Linked DNA regions of Homo sapiens: all the other regions are linked to region 3. The links are chromatin contacts, found by Hi-C or POLR2A ChIA-PET in ENCODE. All regions are on one chromosome and are shown on one strand. The core of a region is the stretch at or near the end of the contact, and the rest is flanking DNA. Distances in the headings are between cores, read along the strand shown. Region 1 holds the start of TICAM1 (TIR domain containing adaptor molecule 1). Region 2 overlaps TICAM1 (TIR domain containing adaptor molecule 1). Region 3 holds the start of MIR7-3HG (MIR7-3 host gene).

Region 1 (3,107 bases), core at 276-2,775, 63 kb after region 3:
AAGTGATCCTCCCACCTCAGCCTCCCGAGTAGCTGGGACTACAGGTGTGCGGCACCACACCTGGCTAATTTTTGTATTTTTGGTAGAGACAGAGTCTCACCCATGTTACCCAGGATCCTGGGCTCAAGCAATCCACCTGCCTCAGCCTCCCAAAGTGTTGGGATTACAGGCATAAACCACTGCACCCGGCTAACTTTCTTTTTGAATTTTTTTGTAGAGGTGGAGTCTCGCTATGCTGCCCAGGCTTGTCTTGAACTCCTGGGCTCAAGTGATCCTCCCACCTTGTCCTTTTTAAATGTTTTAACCACCTCTCCCACTCTCCTTCCCACACTCTCATGCAGCCTTTCATGCATCGAATATGCATTTATTGAGCACCTACTAGGTCCAGGAACTGTTCAAAGTGCCACTGCATATCAAGGCAGGCACATCTACCCTCACAGAGCTCCCAGTCTGGTTCAGGGAGACCAACAGTAAGCGAGAAAATAACCCAAGATCATTTCAGAGAATGAAAAGTAACGTGAAAGCCATGAGCCGGGGGCTGTGTGGCTCTGAGAGACTGGCTGGGAAGGGGCTACAGGGGACCACGGTGGTCAAGGGAGGCCTTTGGGGACAGGAGGTAACATTGAGCTGAGACCTAAAGGAGCTGAGGGAGGAGGCTGGGTGGAGATCAGGGAGGAAAGCTTCTGGAAGGTGAAGCCACCTGCCCAAAGGCCCTGGGGCAGGACTGCGCCTGGTGAGCTGGAGGAACAGTAAGGAAGCCCATGTGGCTGGATAACCGTTAGGAGGGGGAGAAAGGAAGAAGGTGTGTGGTGGTACAGGGTGTGAGGTTGGGATCCTGGGTGTCAGGGAAGAGTTTGGGGTGTCAGGGAGGAATTTGGGGTGTCTGGGAGGAATCTGGGGTATTCGGGAGGGATCCTGGGTGTTGGGGAAGAATCCAGGGTGTCAGAGAGGGGTCCTGGGTGTCACGGAGGAATTTGGGGTATCAGGGAGGGACCTTGGGTGTCAGGGAGAAATTCAGGGCGTTGAGAGAAATATGGGGTGTGAGGTAGGAAGCTTGGGTGTCAGGAATTTGGGGTGAGAAGGAATATGGGGTTTCAGGTAGGAATCCTGGGTGTTGGGGAGGAATCTGGGGTGTCCGGGAGGAATCTGGGGTTTGGGGGAGGGGTCAGGCTGTCGGGGAGGAAGCCAGGGTGCTGGGGAGGATCCCGACAGTGGGGGAGGATCTGGGCCACCAGCGCGGGGAGCTGGAGGTTGAGGGGAACGTCAACCTCCCAACGCGCGGCGCCAGGCCCCCTCCTCCGCACCGGGGCCCTAAGAGGGAGGCCAGGTGGCCTGGAGCCCTGGCGAGCGGCACGGGCTCAGGGCCACCCCCCACACCCCCGACACCTTCTCCACCTCAGGCCCGTCCTCGCCCCTTCCCCACCTACCAGGGATCCGGGGCTGCCGGCTGCGCCACTGGGTCCTGGGGTCCTGGGGGCTGGGGCTTCTGCGGAGTTGCCCGCGGACCGTAGCGCGCTGAGGGCGCTGGCTCCACCCCGCGGCCCGCGCCCTGGGAAGGAAGCGCGCCGCCCCTTCCGCGTCCCGGGTGGGTGTGGGACGTGAGGTCACGGTTTCGGAGTCCTGCCCCGCAGCACCGGGAAAGTCCCCGGGTCGCCCCGCACCCATGCGCTCTCTTCCCAACCCTTGCGGTCACGTTCAGCAAGTGTGAGCACCTACTGTCTGCAGGGGGCCAGAAGAACTCGCATCTGCTCTCGGGGAGCCCACAGTCATCTGGGCGGGGGTCCCAGATGAGAAAGTAATCACAATTGTAAAGTGGGATCATCTCCGTTAGTGATAGGTGCTTTCCAGGAAATAAATGTAGCAGCTGTTTTTATTTTATTTCTCTTATTTTATTTGTTTGTTTGTTTATTTATTTTTTTATTTATTTTCCGAGACGGAGTTTCGCTCTTGTTGCCCAGGCTGGAGTGCAATGGCGCAATCTCAGCTCACTGCAACCTCCGCCTCCCGGGTCCAAGCAATTCTACTGCCTCAGCTTCCTGAGTAACTGGGATTACAGGCATGTGCCACCACACCTGGCTAATTTTGTATTTTTAGTAGAGATGGAGTTTCTCCACCTTGGTCAGCGTGGTCTCGAACTCCCAACTTCAGGTGATCCACCTGCCTTGGCCTCCCAAAGTGCTGGGATTACAGGTGTGAGCCACCGTGTCCGGCCTCCCTTTTTTTTTTTTTTTTTTTTAGTTGGAGTCTTACTCTGTGGCCTAGGCTGGAGTGCGGTAGTGCGACCTCGGCTCACTGCAACCTCCACCTCATGGGTTCAAGCGATTCTCCTGCCTCAGCCTCCTGAGTAGCTGGGATTACAGGCACGTGCCACCACACCTGGCTAATTTTTGTATTTTTAGTTGAGATGGGGTTTCACCATGTTGGCCAGGCTGGTCTCGAACTCTTGACCTCAGGTGATCTGCCCGCCTCGGCCTCCCAAAGTGCTGGGATTACAGGCGTGAGCCGCTGCGCCCGGCCTAATTTTATGATTATAATAATTATTATTATTTGAAACGGGGTCTCCCTATATTACCCAGGCTGCTTTCAAACTTCCAGGCTCAAGCAATCCTCCCGCCTCGGCCTCTCAAAGTGCTAGGATTACAGGTGTGAGCCACCGCACCTGGCCTATATTATTTTTATCACCACATTAAATAAGATCTAATAATCACAGTGATTTTGCCGTGGTGACAAGTGTCAGATGTGTTTCTGGTTGCAATGCAATCTGAAAGTATCTGTGGTTTTTATTAGGGACAAACGGACAAAGTCCCAGGTCCTGTGGTTGTCTTCATTAATAATTGAGGGAATGGTAATTATCAGTTAGAGTCAGTGAAAATAAAGATGTGAAATTTTTTTCCTCCATCAGAATTCACAGACACCCTGAACACCCCTAAGAGGCTCAGGGACCCCAGGCTGAAGTTCACCTAAAAGTTCTTGTAGGGAGATAGCAATGGAAGTTATGTTGATGTCAAATCCCCCACAGTTCCCCTTATTGAGTACTTCTCTCCAGTGAGGGAGAAATTTTATTGAGCACTGACTGTGTTCCAGGAACGTCTAGGCTCTGGGAATAC
Region 2 (3,399 bases), core at 557-3,056, 46 kb after region 3:
AGGCTGATCTCAAACGTCTGGCCTCGCCTCCTTACACGCCAGGACAACGGGCCTGCAACACCGTGCCTCCCTATTTATTTTTATTTTATTATTTTATTGTTATTTTTGGAGATGGAGTTTCACTCTCGTCACCCAGGCTGGAGTGCAGTGGTGCAATCTCGGCTCACTGCAACCTCCACCTCCCGAGTTCAAGCGATTCTCCTGCCTTAGCCTCCCAAGTAGCTGGGATTACAGGCACCCACCACCACACCCAGCTAATTTTGTATTTTTAGTAGAGACGGGGTTTTACCATGTTGGCCAGGCTGGTCTCGAACTCCTGTCCTCAGGTGATCCACCCACCTCGGCCTCCCAAAGTGCTGGGATTACAGGCATGAGCCACCATGCCCTGCCTATTTTTATTTATTTATGTATGTATTTACTGATACAGAGTCTTGCTCTGTTGCCCAGGCTGGAGTGCAGTGGCGCAATCTCAGTTCACTGCAATCTCCGCCTCCCAGGTTCAAGCGATTCTCCTGCCTCAGCCTCACAAGTAGCTGAGACTACAGGTGTGTGCCCCATGCCCAGCTGGTTTTTCTATTTTTAGTAGAGACAGGGTTTCATCATGTTGGCCAGGCTGGTCTCGAACTCCTGACCTCAAGTGATCCGCCTGCCTTGGCCTCCAAAAGTGCTGGGATAACAGATGTGAGCCACCATGCCTGGCCTATTTATTTATTTATTTTTTAAAAAGAGTTGGATGTCTTATTCAGTTGATAAATAAATAAATACATACATAAATAAGAAAGATGCGGCTGGGTGTGGTGGCTTACGCCTGTAATCCCAGCACTTTAGGAGCCCAAGGCAGGTGGATCACCTGAGGTCAGGAGTTTCAGACCAGCGTGGCCAACATGGCGAAACCCCATCTCTACTAAAAATACAAAAATTAGCCGGGTGTGGTGGCGAGCTCCTGTAATCCCAGCTACTCGGGAGGCTGAGGCAGGAGAATAGCTTGAACCCGAGAGGTGGAGGTTACAGTGAGCTGAGCTCTCTTCACTGCACTCCATCCTGGGTGAGAGAGCCAGACTCCATCTCAGGAAAAAAAAAAAATAGAGATGGGGTTTCATTATGTTGCCCAAGCTGGTCTTGAATTCCTGGCCTCAAGCAACCCTCCCACTTCAACCTCCCAAAGTTCTGGGATTAATTACAGATGTGAGCCACCACAGCACCCAGTCTTGTTTATGTATTTAGACACTCCAGAATCAATACATGTTAAGTGTCCAACAAACCTTGGCTCCATTCTTATTCTTAGAAGGTCTGTCACCCTGAAAAATATTAATCCCTTCCATGTGGGTCCCCATACTTAATGAGTGCTGCACCTGCTACCCAGGTATGGTGTACCTGATATGTGGTTCTGCATATGATCCGCTGAGGCCTTGAAACAACAGCCTCCACAGACCCATTTCTCAGATGAAAAAGCAGAGGCTCCGACAGGGGAGGCACTTGCCAAATGTCACACAGTGGCATCGGAGTCCAACCTTGGTGGGGGCATCAAAGGCAGACCCCAAAGAAAAAGGAAGGGCTGCAGCAAAAACTGCTAAATGTCCCCCAATGGCATTCATTCAAATTCATGCATTTATTCACTCATCCATTCATTCACTCACTCATTCATTCATTCACTCATCCTTTCACTCACTCATCCATTCACTCATTCATTCACTCACTCGTTCATTCATTCACTCATTCATTCACTCACTCGTTCATTCATTCACTCATTCATTCACTCGTTCATTCTTTCACTCATTCATTCACTGACTCGTTCATTTATTCACTCACTCATTCACTCATTCATTCATTCACTCACTCGCTCACTCATTCATTCATTCATTCATTCATTCATTCATAGCTCACTGCAGCCTTCGGCTCCTGGGCTCAAGCAATCCTCCCACCTCAGCCTCCTGAGTACCTGAGACTACAGGCGTGCACCACCACGCCCAGCTAACTTTTGTATTTTTGAAGAGACGCGGTCTCACCATGCTGCCCAGGCTGCACCCTCCCCGCCCTCAACAATATCTTTTCCCTCCACCTTTCCTGGTATTAGAACCCCGACTCGGGAGGCACACGGCCGTTCAGAAAGGACTACATTTCCCAGGGTTCCTTGCGGCAGGAGCAGGGCCATGTGATTATATTCTGGCCAATGGGATGAGGGCAAAGGCCGGTCTATGCCCTCCAAGAAGAGGCGTGCACTTCCCGCTTCCTGTTCCCTTTTGCGGGAGCGGGAGCCACGTGTTTTATAACAAATAGCCAGGCAGAAGGTGTCCCAGAAGACAATGGCGCTGCGGAAGCATTCAATAAATATTTATTATAATTAAAAGACCGTAGCAATACCCCCACCACCAAGACCCTTCACCCAGAAATAGAGAGATTGGAATTGTAAACACCGTATCCAGTTCTGACCACCCTGAAAGCCAGGGCATCATCGCGCCCGTTTTGTCCTAAATGAAGGGCTCCCGGACAATGTCCTGAAAGTGGCAGATGACCTCATCTTCCACTGTCCACAGGGCACAGGGCAGACCGGGGTGCTCTATGGGGTCCTGGCCGATGCCTGGGTCCAGGGGTGTTCCCCAGGTGGTCAGGCAAGGACACGCGGTCATTCTGCCTCCTGCGTCTTGTCCTCGGGCGCCTGGGACCCTCTCTGGTTCCACATGTGGTTGTTCAGCCCCAGCTGTACCATCTGTGCGTGGTGGATAATGAGGGGTTGCAGCCCTGGGCTCTGAGGGGGTGCGGGTGAGGCCGTAGGGAAGGCTGGGGACTGCGGGAAGGGCAGTGACTGTGGAAAGGCTGCTGGCTGTGGGGAGGGCGGTGGGGGGGTGCCAGCCTGCCATGCGTGCAGGGGTGGCGGCTGCGGGCACCCCGGCCAAGTGGGAAAGGGTGGCGGGGCTCCCAGGGGCACCTGGCCCCCAAAGGGCATTCGAGCCCCATAGGGCGCCCCAGTCCCAAATGACATGTGGCTCCCAAAAGCCACCTGGAGCTGCTCCATCTGTGCCTGGTAGGACAAGTAGCTCTGGAGGTAGGCTGAGTAGGCTGCGTTCAGTGCCGCCGCCTGCATCCGCTCACCGTCCAGGTGTTGGCTCTGTTCCCGCAGGGCTCGGGTGTCCTGTTCCTTCCTCCACATGGCCTTTCGGGCCTGAAGCCTGTGGGGCTTGAAGGTGTTGGCCACCTTCCTGGCGAAGATCTGGGAGTGTTCGTCCAGCCGCACCAGCCCGGAGAGCAGGCTGGCCGTGTCGGAGCTGAGCTGGGCCGGGGAGCTCTCCAGGGGCAGGAAGGGGATGACACAGTCTGGCGACCCCTGTCGCGTGAGGTTGCTCATCATGGCTTGGTTCACCTGGTGCAGGCTCAGGCGACAGTCGAAGTTGGAGGTGAGAA
Region 3 (3,430 bases), core at 634-3,133:
AATTTTTGTATTTTTAGTAGAGACGAGGTGTCACCATATTGGCCAAGCTGGTCTCGAACTCCTGACCTCAGGTCATCCACCCGCCTCGGCCTCCCAAAGTGCTGGAATTACAGGGGTGAGTCAACGCACCTGGCTGGGATCTATCTCATGGGGCTGCCCTGAGGCCTTCAGATCACTCAGCAGGTAGAATGTCTGGCACTGACCCTGGCACAGAGTAAAAGCTTAGGGAAGGGGAGAGAGAAAGGGTGGCAGGTCTTCCTGTGCAACCTGAGGAACTTCACTTTTGTCCTGGCCTGAATGATCAGGTCCTGTACAGCTGTCCCTGATTTATATCCTAACTGTCCCTTCTATGCTTGCTCACCCCCCAGGGCCTGTTCTTTCCCCCACCCCCACCAGGGCCCTTACACTGACTGTTCCTTCAACCCAATGCCCATACCAACATGTGAGCAGAGTTTTCATGTCTTTACCCTCCCTAAAGGCAAGGTTGGTTGCTGAATTCATGTATGTATCTCCAGTGCCTAGTACAACAAGTTTGTTGAGCAAATAAATGGGTGGAATAGATCAGGAAAGAATAACAGCTGCATTATTAGAAAACTTACCGTAAACAGACATGATTGCTAGTGCCATGCCAAGCCATATTGGGACCTCAGGCAAAAGGAAAAGTCAGAAAGGCTGGTTCTGCCTTTATTTACATTTTTGATATTTTGTTCATTGTGGATTTTGGCATACATTTTGATTTCTTAAAACATTGCATCGATTTTTTTTTGAGACAGGGTCTTGCTCTGTCACCTAGGCTGGAGTGCAGTGGTGCAATCATAACTCACTGCAGCTTCGACCTCCTGGCCTCAAGTGATCCTCTCACCTCAGCCTCCCAAGTAGCTGAGACCACAGGTGCCATTCTCTCTCTCTCTCTCTCTCTCTCTCTCTGTTTCTCTCTTTCTCTCTCCCTCTCTCCCTCTTTCTCTCTCAGAAACGGGGTCTCACTATGTTGCCCAGGCTCATCTTGAAATCCTGGCCTCAAGTGATCCTCCCACCTTGGCCTCCCAAAGTGCTCAGATTACAAGCATGAGCCATTGCACCTGGCCTGAAATATTATTTACCTTGATTATTGAGTTTTTTGGTGCCCCTTTAAGTTTTGCACCTGAGGCTGGTGCCTCACCCAACTCACATTAGCCCCTGCCCTGATTATTTCTAACATGCAATCCACACCATATCATTAGTTCCTCAGCAAATACTCTACTATTATCACTACTTCACAGTTGCAAAAACTGAGGCACAACTGTGCCCAATGTCCCAAAGGAAGGAGAAGAAAAATCTGAACTTGAACCCCAGTTTCTTCGTTTTTTGGTTCAGAGCCTGCCCAGTATAGCACTACAATAAGCTGAATTTTATAAATTGGGTTTTGAGTTAAGGAATCAAAAGCTTCAGGCTTAAGTCCCACCTCTGCCCCAGAGTCTTCTGAGCCCTCCATTTTCACAGACGTCAGTTGCCCTAGGTGGAACTGGACTTTAATATTCTCCACATCCCTTATTTTTTCCCAAAACAGTTTACCAGCTTTTTCTTTCCTGAACCAGGAGCAATAGCAAAAATTGGGAATGGGAAGAAACAGGTACCAGCCAGGACACCTGAACGAACTTGGAGCTCAGGAACCCAGGAGGGGATTGGAGAGAGTGGGGAGACTCCATGGTCCACAATGAATGCTCCTTCCCCATCCGAAAAAATCCCCTAGCCCAGTTTTTGGGCAGATGCCAGACTTTTATTCTGAAGCGTGGGCCACAACCTATGAGGTAATCTTTGGAGCTTCATTCTGAGGCGGAATCCCATTGGCCAGTTGGGGAAGCCCCTCCCAGGATTCCTGGCGCTCCGCCTTCCCTGAAGCCTATAAAAGCGCAGGTCCCCGCCTCGGCAGCCACGGGACACCTGCATCTGCCAACAAGACTGGAAGCAGGTGAGGCACACAGAGGGGGAGGCCCGCAGCTGCGTGGGAGGAGGGGTGGTCTGAGGGACGTGGGATGCCGGGAATGAGGCTGGTTTGCAGGTTGGCGCATGGACATTTTCCCAGAAAGGGACAGAGACGGCGAAGTTTGACGGTCTGGAAAGCAGAGACCAGCAGGGCTGACTGCTTGGGAGGTAAGTTCTGGGGACATGGTACAGGGTGAGGAGCAGGTATCAGTGCTAGTTGCGACCCCTCTGTGTCTCCCCCCCGCCACCCCATTGCCATTCTGAAGCTCCCCAGGAAGAAGCTAGGAGGGGAAATAAATTGAGTGGGGGTGGGGTTTCCCAAGAATCGGAGGAACCGAGAACGAAGAGGGGTGGGGGAACGGGGAAAGAGAGAGGAAAATCAAGTTTTCTTCAGCACGAGGGACAGCTCTCCACCGACCGAAGGAGGAGAATGCTATTTATTTCAGCACCAAATATCCGGACAGCGCCTCTCGGGAGGTCCGAGAAGAGAACCGCGATCTGTTTCAGCACCGGGGCTCAGGACAGTTCCCAGCGGGCTCCGTTTCGTCTCCAGAACCCTGGACAGCTCCTCCAGGTAACGGGAGAGCCCTTTGACCCTGATTTTGCAGGGGGAGGACGAGAGAGGGTGGTCTGAGGTGCCTGGCATTTCTGGAGACCTGCACCTCATGTAATGGATTTTTAAACAAAGTATTTTCCAGATAAGCACACACAGAAGTCTGCAATTTTCTTTTTTTTTCGAGACGGAGTCTTGCTCTGTCGCCCAGGCTGGAGTGCAGTGGCACGATCTCGGCTCACTGCAACCTCTGCCTCCTGGGTTCAAGGGATTCTCCTGCCTCAGCCTCCCGAGTATCTGGGATTACAGGCACATGCCACCACTCCCGGCTAATTTTTGTATTCTTAGTAGAGACGGGGTTTCACCATGTTGGCCAGGCTGGTCTCAAACTCTTGACCTCTTCATCCGTCCACCTCAGCCTCCCAAAGTGCTAGGATTACAGGCGTGAGTCACTGCGCCTGGCCCAAGTCCGGAATTTTCAACAGGTAAGATACCTCACTGGGGTAACAGCTGCCTGCTAAGATGACATTATGGTGTCTCTTCCAGACTTCGGTGAGAAACCTTGTGCCAAGCATTTTACATACATCATATCATGCCATCTTCAACCCTAGGACATGGGTGTTACTGTGCCCATGTGACATTTGGGGAACCCAAGGCCCTGAGAAAGGCAGAAAAATAACCCACGCAGGGACTCTCAGCCCACAAGTGAAGCTGTAAGTCAACCCCACCAGTCCAACTCCAAATCCCATGTCTCTGACGTGCCTGGGTGGGAGGTGGGCCCTTGGAGATCAGACCCTGCTTCTCTCCAGGAGAACCGGGAATGGAAAACAGGGAGGCAGCACAGAGGCAGGAAACTCAGGTGTCATAGCTTGGCTCAGGTGAGAAGGAGGAGCTGGGCAGGGGTCTCAGACATGG

The links. Hi-C counts contacts between places; a loop is a spot of excess contacts on that map. ChIA-PET counts read pairs that join two places held with the same protein, here RNA polymerase II (POLR2A). Pooled maps may share reads with other maps.
Region 1: a loop to region 3 is called in a pooled map, with 2.4 times the contacts of the local background. The contact joins the promoter of TICAM1 here to the promoter of MIR7-3HG in region 3. A Hi-C loop is called at or near these places in 1 of 168 maps with a recorded cell type or tissue (gastrocnemius medialis) and 1 of 50 pooled maps. POLR2A ChIA-PET finds 5 or more read pairs at or near these places in 4 of 52 experiments (AG04449, H1, HEK293T and 1 more).
Region 2: a pooled map shows a loop between it and region 3 (2.2-fold over the local background). The contact joins the enhancer-like site here to the promoter of MIR7-3HG in region 3. A Hi-C loop is called at or near these places in 2 of 168 maps with a recorded cell type or tissue (endothelial cell of hepatic sinusoid and mesothelial cell of epicardium) and 5 of 50 pooled maps. POLR2A ChIA-PET finds 5 or more read pairs at or near these places in 7 of 52 experiments (AG04449, B cell, H1 and 3 more).

The regions. Positions count from the first base shown.
Region 1 is chr19:4,830,187-4,833,293 of GRCh38, forward strand. It overlaps TICAM1 (TIR domain containing adaptor molecule 1), which reads right to left and starts at 1,526. Exons shown (of 2, transcript NM_182919.4): 1 at 1,428-1,526. RefSeq lists silencers at 1,243-1,362, 1,373-1,662.
Region 2 is chr19:4,813,616-4,817,014 of GRCh38, forward strand. TICAM1 (TIR domain containing adaptor molecule 1) reads right to left here. Exons shown (of 2, transcript NM_182919.4): 2 at 2,317-3,399. The coding sequence ends at 2,624. Among named protein-coding and RNA genes, the nearest start is that of TICAM1, 16 kb to the right of the region's middle. RefSeq lists enhancers at 1-103, 2,238-2,367. Within about 2 kb of position 1,807, at least 13 of the 41 ENCODE cell types and tissues checked have a DNase peak (open chromatin) inside an H3K27ac peak, as active enhancers do.
Region 3 is chr19:4,767,222-4,770,651 of GRCh38, forward strand. It overlaps MIR7-3HG (MIR7-3 host gene), which reads left to right and starts at 1,884. Exons shown (of 3, transcript NR_027148.1): 1 at 1,884-2,130; 2 at 2,409-2,536. RefSeq lists a silencer at 2,316-2,610.